Regions from separate parts of the Homo sapiens genome. Here region 1 is linked to region 2. Evidence: chromatin contacts called from ENCODE Hi-C or POLR2A ChIA-PET data. All regions are on one chromosome and are shown on one strand. Each heading gives the region's core, a stretch centred on a gene start or an enhancer-like site at or near the end of the contact. The rest is flanking DNA. Distances are from core to core; before and after follow the strand shown. Region 1 has its middle 75 kb from the start of LNCOG. Region 2 overlaps LOC105369844 (a long non-coding RNA gene).

Region 1 (6,531 bases), core at 3,403-5,902, 540 kb before region 2:
ATTTCCTCCTCCTTTTCCAGGGGCTTGCTGTGTGATGTGTCCTCTCTTTGCTGCCTCCACCAAAAAGACAAAGGTATTAGCAGTGCTCCTGGTCTCCAACAAAGCCTACAGCGGTGCCAGATGTCAAGGACCCTGTTGTGTGAGCTAAAGGTGCTGCCTCCTGCTGTGCCCAAAACAACAGAAACTGCATGAGGATGCTGCATCTGCTCAAAAGCTCTTTTAGTGGATTACTCACTTTTTTTTTCAATCTTCTCTTACTCTAGGGCTCAGATAGGAATCTAAAGTAAAATCTAAATGACAGATCCTGTGTGAGACTCAGAATCACCCCTCCCCTCTGACTTGCTGTTGTCCTTAAATCCAACTTGTCTGCTTCTTTGGTGCCTTAGGATGAGTTCTTTCTACCTTGGGAGTTCCTTGGTCACTTATAAAACTAGACCCCACTAGGCCTCCAGACTTGCCTGAAAACTGGGGAGACAGAGGTGAGGAGGGGGAGGACACTCGTTAGGGACAATCTGGAATCTACTTTACCAGTATTAGATATCTTACCAACTCACTCCCATGGTAGAGAACACTTGGATTATTTTATTGCCACACTATGGTAAATATTTTGGCAACTGCCTTTCTTTTCTTTTTTCTTTTTTTGAGACAGGGACAGGGTCTTGCTGTGTTGCCCAGGCTTGTGTGTCGCCCAGTCACAATCACAGGCACAATCATAGCTAACTGAGCCTCAATTTGCTGGGCTCAAGTGATCCTCAAACCTCAGCCTCCCAAGCCTGCCTAGTTTTTATATTTTTTGCAGAGATGGGGTCTTGCTGTGTTGCCCAGGCTGGCAACTGCCTTTCAGTGACAAAGCACTGGACTGAAGAACATGATATACAATGTTGATTTTCATAACAGTGCTTTTTTAATGACAAAAGAGGTTTGTGACAGTCATGGTTTAAAACTTTCTTTCTTTTATTTTTTAGCATACATAATGGTGATAGATGAGTGAAATTGTATCAGTATTACTCTTCCTTTATGGGATTGTGAGAATTTTCTGGAATAATTATTAAGAAACCATTTCCACTTGTGGCAAGTAAGAAATAGCAAGGAGCACCCCATGTCCTGAAGACTTCAAGGACAAGAATCAACCAAAGACCTGTAAATGTCTGTCCTTGGTCTGATGAGCTGTGGCTTGTGTCACCCATGTTATATACAAGGTGTAATGATAATGGAACAAGACTGGATTTCATCAACCAGAGTAGAAATCAGGGTTATTTAGTTGGTTTAGCAAAGATCTATTCAATTTATGGAGCCATCTCTCTGCTCAGCCTCAGGGCAGTGTCACAGTCAAAGAAATTTTTTAATAATTTACATTCTTTACTTGCATTTCCTGAATACTTTGAAGGAGATACCAAGACCACAAAGGGAGATATGAACATTGCCCATCGTCATCCTCCTCCCCTCTCCTGTACTTCCTCCCTCATTGCAGCAGCTACTGCTTCACATCTTATCAATTTCTAGGAAAACTCTTCTCTGAGGTAGTGTTTCTCTTCTCTTTCCCCTTATCTCCCTGTTCTCCATCAAAAAGATCTAAGATCTACCTTGGGGATGGGGCAGAAAGCCAAATAGAACAACTCAGAATTCTCTTTGGCACAAGAAGAAAGGGAATGACAGGGAACCTCCACACATTAATTCTTTTCCTTCTGACACACATGCAAATTAGTACTGTTTATTTCAAAATAGTGGCCTTGAGGGGCTCCAGCTTTTATACCAATACCTCAAACATCCTGGGATATTCACTTTTGAAACAGTCTCAGAAACGACTGTGACGAAAATCCATTGCATCCTTTTGTGGTCACATTTCACAGAGCATAGCTTCCCCCTGGCACCCCTGTGACTTTCAGGACTTACATCTTTAAGTGTCTCAGCCCTCCATTAATTTGTGCTGAAAGAACTGACAGGCGAGGGACTTCTCAGAAGGCATTGGGGCTACTGGTGACGGTCAATAATGCCCGAAGATCTCTGGCTGTGACATAGGTTGGTACAGGAGATGGATGAAAGAGGAAGGAAGAAAACAAACAAAAAAAACATACATAGAAGAATAAGACAATGGGAGTAAAGAGGGGAAGGCAAAAAAGAATGGCGGAAAGAATTTTAAAAAGAAATACCTGCTGAAAACAGAACAGTTTATGATGCAGATTCTTCAACCTCCTAATGTAGTTAAGCATTTTACTCTGGTTTATCACAGGTTCCCAGCCACCTGGTGAAAGGGACTAGTGAGAAGTGGGGGTGAAGAGAAGGTGGCAGGTAAGAGAGACTGCCCAGGGACACTAGCGTCGGGTTTTGTTATATACCAAGAAGTTGCCCTGTTGATTAAACTCTGCTCAAAGAGAGTTGGAATATGAAGCAAGATACTCAATCTATCAGTAAAGAAATCAACAAGTCTTTTCTTTCCAAAATTTTGATGTCACAAGCCATTATCTGCAGCAGGACATTTGATTATAATAGAATTAATTGTCATATCACAAATAGTGGATTAATGAATGAAAGATTGGACTAAGTGAGTGGAGGGGCCACTATTATCACTGAGAATACAGTTTGATTAATAGAAAGAAAGACTGGGAGCTAGGTACAGTGGCTCACACCTGTAATCCCAGCCCTTTGGGAGGCCGAGGTGGGCAGATCATCTGAGGTCAGGAGTTCAACACCAGCATGGCCAACATGGTGAAACCCCATCTCTACTAAAAATACAAAAATTAGCCAGGCGTGGTAGTGCACGCCTGTGGTCCCAGCTACTCGGGAGGCTGAGGCATGAGAATCGCTTGAACCCAGGAGGCAGAGGTTGCAGTGAGCTGAGATGGTGCTACTGCACTCCAGCCTGGGTGACAGAGTGAGACTCTCGTCTCAAAAGAAAGAAAGAAAGAAGAGAGAGAGAGAGAGAGAGAAAAGGAAGGGGGCAGAGGGGAGGGGAGGAGAGGGAAGGGAGACTGGGAAACAAAAAATCAGAAAGAAAAGACCACTTTAAAGAGAGAGATGGGTAGAAAAAATTGATTTAGAGAACTTAAAAAATACTTTGAAGACAATGTACGTAATGATATAAAAAGGAAAAAACATCAATTTTCTACCCCTTCTAAATGTTACTGATGGAATAGGCAAGAATCACTCCCACATGTGGCTACCACATGGACATTGGTGCGTGTGGGTGTGGGTGTTTTTAAACAATTGAAGTTACCTGAGGTAAGTACCTGGTATTATTTCACACTGGACATTTGCCTTCAGAGTATAAAACAAATTACATGGCTAGTGATGGACCCGGAAGTTACAACTGACTAATTTTCACCTTTAGTTCTAATATGATTTTTAAAACAAAAACATATAGTAAATTTGTATAAAATCTTGGAATTTTTTTCATCTTTTCTTTCTATAACTGACACCCAGGAGCAAGCTGGCGAATTAATTTGAAGTTTTGGCATCTTGTATATTATTATTTGATTTTCTTTTTTCTTTTTTTCTTTTATATTTTACTCAAAGATCCAGCAGAAATGAATATTATTTTAGTTTTTAAGGCAGCCTCTACTATTGCATCAGAGATACTGAAACCTCCAAGAAAAATTAAAAGATTGTTTCTTATGAACTAATAGATATGTCTTATTAATATTCTACTCAACATTTTAATGTATGAACTTTGTTTTTATAGACTAGTTCAAGACCAGAGTCTATTAGTAAAAACAGATTTTACAGAAAAGTGAAAAATGATAATCTATAAAGATCATTGGAAAAAATGTGCTCTCTGATAGGTGGTAACATGTGCTAGTGTTTCTTTTATTAATAAATTAGATATCTGAAGAGGAATACAAAAGATTGTCAAAGGCTCATGCACACATTAAAATATTTATCCCTGGCTTTCATTTCATAAGCTGAAAATGTCTAATTCATATAAAAATAAAATGTTAATACACCTATTATCATCTTGGCACCTTGGTACTTAGATTTGTTATGTTTATGTAGGCAAGGGTTCACAATCTTGACTGCACATTAGAATTATCTGGGGAATTTTTTAAATAAATTTTGATGCCCAAACAGAAGCCCAAACCAATGAATCAGAATCTCTCAAGGGTAAAAGATGGTATTTTCAAGGAACCTCAGGTGATTCCAAACACACCAGTGAGGTTGAGATCTACCAATTTTAGCAGTTCCTGATCAAGCCTCATTTTAATTACCATCTCTGTTAGAGTCATTTCCTCCTCTGCACTAAAAGAAGAGCACAAAGCAGATTGTATCATTGCAGCTTATGCCTGTGTTTCATTGTTTTTTTAATCTTCAGTACCTGATAGCTGCTCAAACATGAATGAATAAATGAACGTACTTATTTCCAACCAGGACCATGGAGAAAGGCTGCCACCATTTTAAAGACAGCAGATTCATTTAGAGCACATTGAGAGATGATCTGACTCATTTCGTTACATTACGCAGCTCTGAGTCACCTGGCACTTTCCCAGACAAAAAGTTTCAGAATCTGATGTTTCAGATCCTCATCCAATAGACATTTTTATCCCAGGAGCCAAGGCTGAGAATGCAGCTGACAGAATCAGTACAGGGCTTCTCTTAGGGAAGCGGTGGGAAGTCCCTGCTGCTCTGTGCTTATGTAACCATATGTTGTACAAGCATGACCCATAGAATGTGATCCAAACACTATATTTGTCTTGCTCCATCATTTTAAACTCTTATCAGTGGAGACAAACTTTTCTTGTTCATGGAGAGTCTTGGGCCACTCTCAGTGTTAGTCACTTTTAGTTGTAAAACAATCCTATTTTAGAAAGTTAATATAGTTGGTCTCACATAATAATAAAAAATCCAAACGTGAGATCAGGGCTAAACCATCACCTCTTCTCCAGCCTGGGCTTGTGTCGAAAGCCTGCATGTGGAAGGAGTTTGTGATCCTTCCGTTCTCTCTTTTCTCCCAGCTCACCTGTGCCACCTGTGATTTCTCTCTGGCTGGGGTCAAAATAGGGAGAGGGAGGAAAAGGAAGAAAATATGACACTGTTACTTGGCTGAACTTGGTAATGGTTGAAGTGGGAAACCTTGGATGAGAACAAGAGAGGGTAGCAGTTGATTCTTTTCTCATGGGAGATTTCATGGGTTCTTCAGAGTTTCTTGCTCTTCCCTTGACCTGGGCTGATCATGCTCTCCTTTGGGTGGTGCAAGGAAGGAAAAATGCTTTCTTCTACCTTTCTGGAATCTGTGACTGGTCCAAGAATTTAACTGAAATAAGACAGAATAACAGGCGAAAAAAAATTGAATTGTGTCTGCACACACAGGAGACCCACAAAAATATAAGACTCAAGGAAGGGGTCAGATGATTGAAACTCATATATTATCAGGAGCTACAGAGAGGAATAGGGGTTAGAATTTCTGGGTGGGAAGATGGGTGGAGACAAATTATGGGAAGAGGAGAGGAAATGTATGGTGAATAAAGGTTGTCGTGTGGTGCAGATAAGCGTCTCTCAGGTGAGAAAAGTTGTCTAGGAGTAGCTCTCTTTCTGGTACTGATATCTTTAGTAATAAAAGATATCTTTAGTAATAAAAATGTCTTTAGAAAATTCCTTTAGGCTGGGCGCGGTGGCTCACGCCTGTAATCCCAGCACTTTGGGAGGCTGAGGCAGGCAGGTCACTTGAGGTCAGGAGTTCAAGAACAGCCTGGCCAACATGAGGAAACCCTGTCTCCACTAAAAATACAAAAAGTAGCCAGGTGTGGTGGCACGCACCTGTAATCCCAGCTACTCGGGAGGCTGAGGCAGTAGAATCGCTTGAACCTGGGAGGTAGAGGTGGCAGTGAGCTGAGATCACGCCGGGGCAACAGAGTGAGACTGTCTCAAAAAATAAAATAAAATTCCTTTAAATGAGAAAACTTATGCTTTAGTTTAGGCAGCTGAGGGGAAAGTAAAGGGCTTTTCCTTTGTTGGCTCATTCTCAGTTGCCTTTAGTTCAAAATAATTAATATGCCAAAGTAGCATATTTTGGGGTAGCACTTTCTGAACTCTTTCAATGGCCATTTGTGACACTTTCTTCACCTCAAGATACATAGGCCCCTCCAGGCAGCCTAGTTGACAAAAAGAGCTCCTGACAAAGGCTCTCTTCTTTGGCCAAGCTTGAGTCAGGCTGCCTTGGGTCTTTTCTGACTAGGCCAGACCTTGGGTTTCCTTCTCTGTCTTTGTAGAATCCAGTTAGAGGAAGAATCCTGCTAAGTCAGGTTAGTGAAAATTCTCCACACTGGGTATCTGACCACCTTCAATATCTTACCCTGGCCTGCCTTAAGCAAGAATACTTTTTTTTCTTTTTCTTTTTTAAGACAGGGTCTCTCTATGTAGCCCAGGCTGGGATGCAGTGGCTATGCATAGGTGTAATCATGGCACAATACAGTCTTGAACTCCTGGCCTCAAGTGATCCTCAATCCTCAGCCTCCCAAATAGGTGGGACTATAGGTGGGAGCCACTGCACCCAGTATACCTTCAGCAAGAATTCTGTTGAGTCCATCTAGCAAGAATCTC
Region 2 (6,468 bases), core at 2,295-4,794:
TCAAAATATCAAAAACTGAAGTAAGTTTTAGTCATAATTTGATTCTCTCATTTCCTTCCATTTTTCCCCTGGGTAAACACCTGAAAGGCACATATCTGATGGGTTGAGGAGTGTGAGAGCCTGACTGGGAAATTATTTTATTACAGAAGTCACAAAAATATCTTCTTTTCTCAGTCTTCCTGCTTTTTTCACACAAAGAAGAAACAGAAAAATGAATTTCAATAGTGACAGCTCAAGTGTTTCTTTTTCAGCGGTAACTTTCTCTCTCCCTTTTCAGCTTCCTCTCTTTGCTGCTCCTCTTGATCCTACCAAAGACCTTGCCCAGGTTACCACTGGGATCAAGAAAATTAGGGAATCTTGCACAGAGGTGAGAAATGGCAAATGGGCGTTCTAGCCTGTGGGATAATCATCTACATTAGTGTAGAGTGAAGGCGTCTCATGCCTCTTTGGAAAGAAAATTCCACAAGAGCAACAGGGAGAGACTGCAATCTCATGACAGCCTGCTCAGGCTTTCCCATTATTTGTGATATAAATTATCATATAAACTAAACACTGGTATTTTTAAACTGTTATCTGCCACTGTTTCTCGATTTTGTGCCCATGCCTTGGTGTCAACCATCCCTGGGTCTTTAATTTCAAACACTATGTCCTTGTATTTGGGGATCTCCCCCAAATTGTGAATGACTTTCCTCTATGGGCCTGACCCAAAGTTGACTGTATTAAATGCCATGAAATAAAAATTTCTGGATACCAAAGAGAGAAATGAGTCAAATAGTTAAACATTAAATTCCCTATTAAAAATAATTCTTATATCATTGTTATCAGTTTTGTATCTGAAGATGGGAAACTATGTGTTGAAACCATACTGGGCCCTGAGATGGTATTTTGATTCATGTTAGGGCACATAAACTAAAAGGACTACCATAGCTTTCAGTTTAGCCTCTGCAAGAATATCTGGGGCATCTACTATAGCCCCTGGAGGGAGGGTCTTTGCCATTTCTACTCCATTCCAGAGCTCTGAGAACAATGTTGTGGCTGATAGTAAAAACCACCAGATCCTCTGCAGGAATAATTGTATTAGCCCATGTGTAGACAAGGGCACAGTCTTAGACCCTTCAACAAAGGAATATACTTTATTATTTATTTTTACTTTTTCGAGACAGAGTCTTGCTCTGTTGCCCAGGCTGGAGTGCAGTGGTGCAGTCTCAGCTCACTGCAACCTCTGCCTCCTGGGTTCAAGCGATTCTCCTGCCTCAGTCTCCTGAGTAGCTGGGATTACAGGTACCCACCACCATGCCAGGCTAATTTTTGTATTTTCAGTAGAGATGGGGTTTCCCCATGTTGGCCAGGCTGTTCTCAAACTCCTTATCTCAAATGATCCGCCCACCTCGACCTCCCAAAGTGTTGGGATTACAGTCATGAGGCACTGCGCCTGGCCAAAGGGATATTCTTTAAATAGCTTAGTAAGACATGATTCCATAAGTGATGATGGAATCTCTGAAACAAAACTGTGGAATTTTCATATGTTACAGAACAGTGTTATCCAATAGACATGTAATGTGTAAAGTTTTAAATTTTCATGGTGCCGTATTTTTTAAAAAGTTAGAAAACAGATGAATTATGTTGTTAATGTATTTTAACTATCATGTGAAAATAATATAATTTATATTATTTCAGCATATAATCAATATAAAACTTATTAATGAGTTTTTCCCCTCCAAACTAAATATTCAAAATCTGTGTGTATTTTATTCTTACAGCCAGTCTCAATTTGGACTAGCCAATCTTCAAGGGCTAAATAGCCACATGTCACTAGTGGCAATTAGTTGCTAATCTTGGATGGTGGAGTTATAGAGTCTCCTGAGATTGAATATACAGAAATTCGTACATCTCAAGATGCAGTAATCTTTAGCATGTCTTGCTTAGGAATAAGGGTCACAAATTATTATTCTGTTCTCAAAACAAGTCATTAAATGTCAGGTTGATAGGACATTCAAGCTTCAAAGTTGAGCGGGGAAGTATAGATTTTCCCATAGATCTCCTATAACTTCTTTTGAGGCTTTGTTCATATTATTTTTGCTTTGTTTTGTCTTGGGCTTTAAACCAACTTGATATAAAAACTACATAGTTAGTTTTTGTTCTAAAATGAGACAGCCTTACCTAAGTAATTTCAACTAATTTTTTAAAATGGACTGTAATTATTGTTTTTAGAACTGTGCTGTTTTCTTAGATGTCATTAAAGAAACTGCTGTGGGAGATGAGTAAGAGCATGTCTATTTCTATTCCAGGAATATTTTACTTGTTAACCTCGTGGTTGATAAAATTATGATCAATTAGTCAGAATGTAAGCTGCATGAAACCATGTGATAAATTGTTCCTCAATTAGAAAGTTGGTTTGCCTCCTTATTAACTTGCTTATTTTCCTTCTTTTTCTTATAGCTGTCCTTCCTGATAGATATTTTTATTATGGGTGTTATAAAATCAAACTTATATTTTAATTTTTACCATAGTAATAAGCTCTTGGACACACACACACACACACACACACACACACACACACACACATATTTAGATAATACATTGTAGTACAAAAAATTTGTTAAATAACTGTTTTCTTTTTTTATTTCTAAATCTCAGTTTATACCAGAGAGTAACCACTGAATAGTACCTAAAGAGAAGTTAACAATGGTTATGAAAATATAAATTACCTTTACTATAATTATTTTGCCTTTTGGAAATGCTTAACAAGATTATGGATAATTTATTATCCAACATTGATACATGACAACTCTCAGAGATGCCTGTCATTGGTAGCTGCCTGGATTAATTTTATATTGCTGCATAACACATTACCACAAGCTTAGTGGCTTAAAACTTAGCTTATTATCTCATAGCTTTGTTGGTTGGAATTCTGGGTAGAATATAACTAGGTTCTCTGTTCAGGGTCCTGTAAGGCTAAAATTAAGGTGTCAGCTGGGGCTGGGGTCTTATCTGAGGCTTAGGACCCTCTTCCAAGCTCATGGGGTCATTGGCAGAATTTGTTTCCCTGCAGCTGTCGATCTTGTGGACTTTGTGTCTTTAAGACCAGCAGGAAAATTCTCTTATGCTTCAAATCTCCTCTCAGAAAGGGCACATTCTCTTCTAAGGGTTCACCTGGTTAGGTCAAGCCCACCAAGGATAATCACCCTTTTGATGAACTCAAAGTAAACTATTTAGGGCCCTTAATTACATCTACAAAATCCCTGTTGCCATATAACTAATCTTGGGTATAACATCAGGGAGTGGAGATAGTGGAAGATCTTAGAATTTTGCCTACCAAATTTTCCACATGCCTTCAACACCCTCTATTCATTTGATACTTCTCCACATTGTGAGCTCCATTTTCCAAGGGTAATTTGAAAAGAAAAAAAAAAAATCTGCATTCTCAGACTCCCTTGTGGCTAAGCTGCAGATGTGTAACTATGGTTTTGTAAGTTAGAGGCGGAAGTGAGACTTAACCGTGGAGGTGAACTGTAGCAAGAAACAAACTGGGGATGATTCATTCCTTTTGCTAATGTGGGGGTGGTGGTGGCCATGGTAACTTCCTGCTCAGGCCAGTTCTTTGGTGTGGTTCTGAGGAATGGTTCCGGAGGGGCTAATCTTGAGACTATTCCTCAGCCCACCCAACAGTTCTCTGAGCTGTCTAATATCTTTCAATAAATTCATTTTTCTACCTACGCTAGCCACAGTAGCACCACAGTAGATTGTGGTGCTTACAAAATAGCCCCAACAGGCACAATTCCTAATCTTCCTTGTATATACTTTATGACTCTGGAGGAAATAATGTCTTTCTAATAAGATGAAATTCAATTAAAGCATTTTCCCTGCTTAGAGAAAATGGCTGTGGTTTATTAAAGAAGCATTTGATGTCTATTCCTTCTCAACTATTATCTTATTTGCATTTTCTGGAACATGATTAGTTATAATGTACTATAAGTTTTCATAAAACCAACATGAAAATAATTATGCCTGAATTATATGCATTCCATAAATATCATCTAGCTATCTCCTCATTTCATATTACCTCCTTCCTTTCCCTCAATTGCCACAACACTGTTAAGAGATATAAATAAATCATTAATACTTGATTTTCGGATATATGCTCTTGCTTTTGAGCTTGAGATATTAAAAAATCTCAGTTGACTATAGTTTACCTTGAAATGTTCCTCCCATGAAGGCATTTGACTTTTTTGGTTATTGTTGACTGATAACAACAAGCTAGTTCATGCTGAATAATTGTGTGAAACTCTTTTCTACACAATTTTCAAAATTCTAAACAAGTTGCATTTTTACTACGCTTGTAATTTTTTTCTTTAGGTTTATGTTGTATGACTAATTGCATTCTAAATTCCAGGAGAAAAGGTGTGAATACCTGCAGAGTATTTTGTAAATAAACATTGATTAGGCAAAAAATGCCATGTTTTCTTTCATATGATTTCAAACTGATGGTATTTTTCTGTTTTTATTTTATATATACCATAGTAACATTTTTAATCAGTACCATATGCCCAAACTTCCTTTTTATGGAAAATAACCTATTCCTAACGATAAGTAATCCTGTCTTTAAACACACACGTACACACACACACACACACACACACACGATACACTCATTATTAAATATTTTGTACCGGAAATAGTCTGTGATTCAGTGCTTAAATTGTTTAATAAATGATAAAATATTTTGCAGATTGGCCTCAGTGTAAGGTGAATAGTGATTTTTCAATGATCTTTTGTTCAGCTCCAGTGTTTCCTTCATACCACCAAACTCACACTCTGCTTATACCTAGATTTGCATCCTGCTGCTCCTGCTAACTCGCTGAGTGGCAGTGTGGCCTAGTGGATACTCTTTTGGCTTTTTGTTTTCTCATCTCTAAAATTAGGAAGCAGATTCTATGATTCTAAAATTTATCTACAAGTGGCCATTATTTATGTAAAGTAGTGTTAGTAGCTTTATTAAGGACATCATTTTTATCATGATATCATTTATCATTATTTTTTCAAATGTAGTTCCTGCTGAGAGTCTCTACTACTCTACTGTGTTTTCTCCTGTCTTATTTTATACTCAGGAAACATTTTGGCTAGTGTATATGTGCGCATGTGTGTGCATGTGTGTACTTTTAGTGCTTTCCCTGTGGAGCTGTGTAAGAGACATCATCAAGGGGATCTTATGGTTAATGACAGTTGTTTAATGCAATTACTGTATTTTACAAGTGATCAATTTCATTTAACAAAGTGCTAGTGAACTCACAGAGTTTGCACCATTTTTTAACCAGCTCCAGTCACTAGCCAATTCATAAAAATAAGAATGTACCTCTGGAATGGAGAGAGAAATTTATTTTACCTAAATGTTCAATCGGATGAAAATTTCCTGTTCCCAAAAAACATTTTTTTGGATACTTTAACGATTGCCAAATATTCTTTTAAATTTTCAATTCCAAATTGTTAGTGGGACATTCCATTGACAGGGCTCAGTGTCAGTGGGTCCTGAACTAGAACAAAGAAGTATTCATAAGCTTGGTATTTCCTGGACCTTTAAAAATCCAGGTATAAGGTAGTATCAATTAGGATTTGTTGGTTGTAAGAAGCAGAAATTAACTTTTTACTAAATAAATTGAACTTATTAGAAAGATCAAATAGCTCAGAGAAGTAAAAGAAAAGCTTTACGAGCCAGCCTGGGCTGGGTGTGGTGGCTCACGCCTGTAATCCCAGCACTTTGTGAGGTCAAGGCGGGCCGATTGCTTGAGGTCAGGAGTTTGAGACCAGTCTGGCCAGCATAGCGAAACCCTATCTCTAATAAAAATACAAAAGTTAACCGAGTGTGATGGTGTGTGCCTGTAATCCCAGCTACTCTAGAGGCTGAGGCAGGAGAATCGCCTGAACCAGGGGGGCAGAGGTTGCCATGTGTCAAGATCGCACCACTTCACTCTAGCCTGGGTGGCAGAGTGAGACTCCATGTCAGGAAAAAAATAAATAAATAAACAGAGCCAGACTGAAGAAACAGCAGGAACCCGAACAGCCAAACAGCTCGGGGCATCTAGATGCAGGGATACCAATTATCTTAAATGTTAAAGATGCACTGGGGATGAATTGGCTTCAGACATTCCAGTTGTGCAAACAGGTGTTCAATCGGCACCCATTCCAATTCCTTCTTTCTTCTTTCACTATTGGAAGTCAGGAAATGAAAATACTTAATTTCCTAGTCTCCCAGTTAGGGTTGTCTATGGGACACAGTTATAGCCTTCAGCAGAATTTCCCGACCCTATGCTTTCTAACTTCTTTTTATCTGGAAGGTAAAAGTGATGCCTGGAGCTGCAATGGCCAACCTATGACCATGAGAACTGCAACCACATTGTAAAGATAGTGGTGCAGGAAAATAGAAGGGGCTTTCCTGTCTGATAACATCAGTGAGCTGGTATACCTGTCCTG

The links. Hi-C counts contacts between places; a loop is a spot of excess contacts on that map. ChIA-PET counts read pairs that join two places held with the same protein, here RNA polymerase II (POLR2A). Pooled maps may share reads with other maps.
Region 1: a loop to region 2 is called in a pooled map, with 4 times the contacts of the local background. The contact joins two enhancer-like sites. A Hi-C loop is called at or near these places in 2 of 37 single-sample maps with no recorded cell type and 3 of 50 pooled maps. POLR2A ChIA-PET finds 5 or more read pairs at or near these places in 1 of 52 experiments (GM12878).

Annotation. Positions count from the first base shown.
Region 1 is chr12:76,181,619-76,188,149 of GRCh38, reverse strand. No RefSeq gene overlaps it. Among named protein-coding and RNA genes, the nearest start is that of LNCOG, 75 kb to the left of the region's middle. Within about 2 kb of position 4,652, at least 4 of the 41 ENCODE cell types and tissues checked have a DNase peak (open chromatin) inside an H3K27ac peak, as active enhancers do.
Region 2 is chr12:75,638,272-75,644,739 of GRCh38, reverse strand. All of the region lies in intron 8 of LOC105369844 (a long non-coding RNA gene), which reads left to right. Among named protein-coding and RNA genes, the nearest start is that of KRR1, 130 kb to the right of the region's middle. RefSeq lists a silencer at 2,285-2,485. Within about 2 kb of position 3,544, at least 5 of the 41 ENCODE cell types and tissues checked have a DNase peak (open chromatin) inside an H3K27ac peak, as active enhancers do.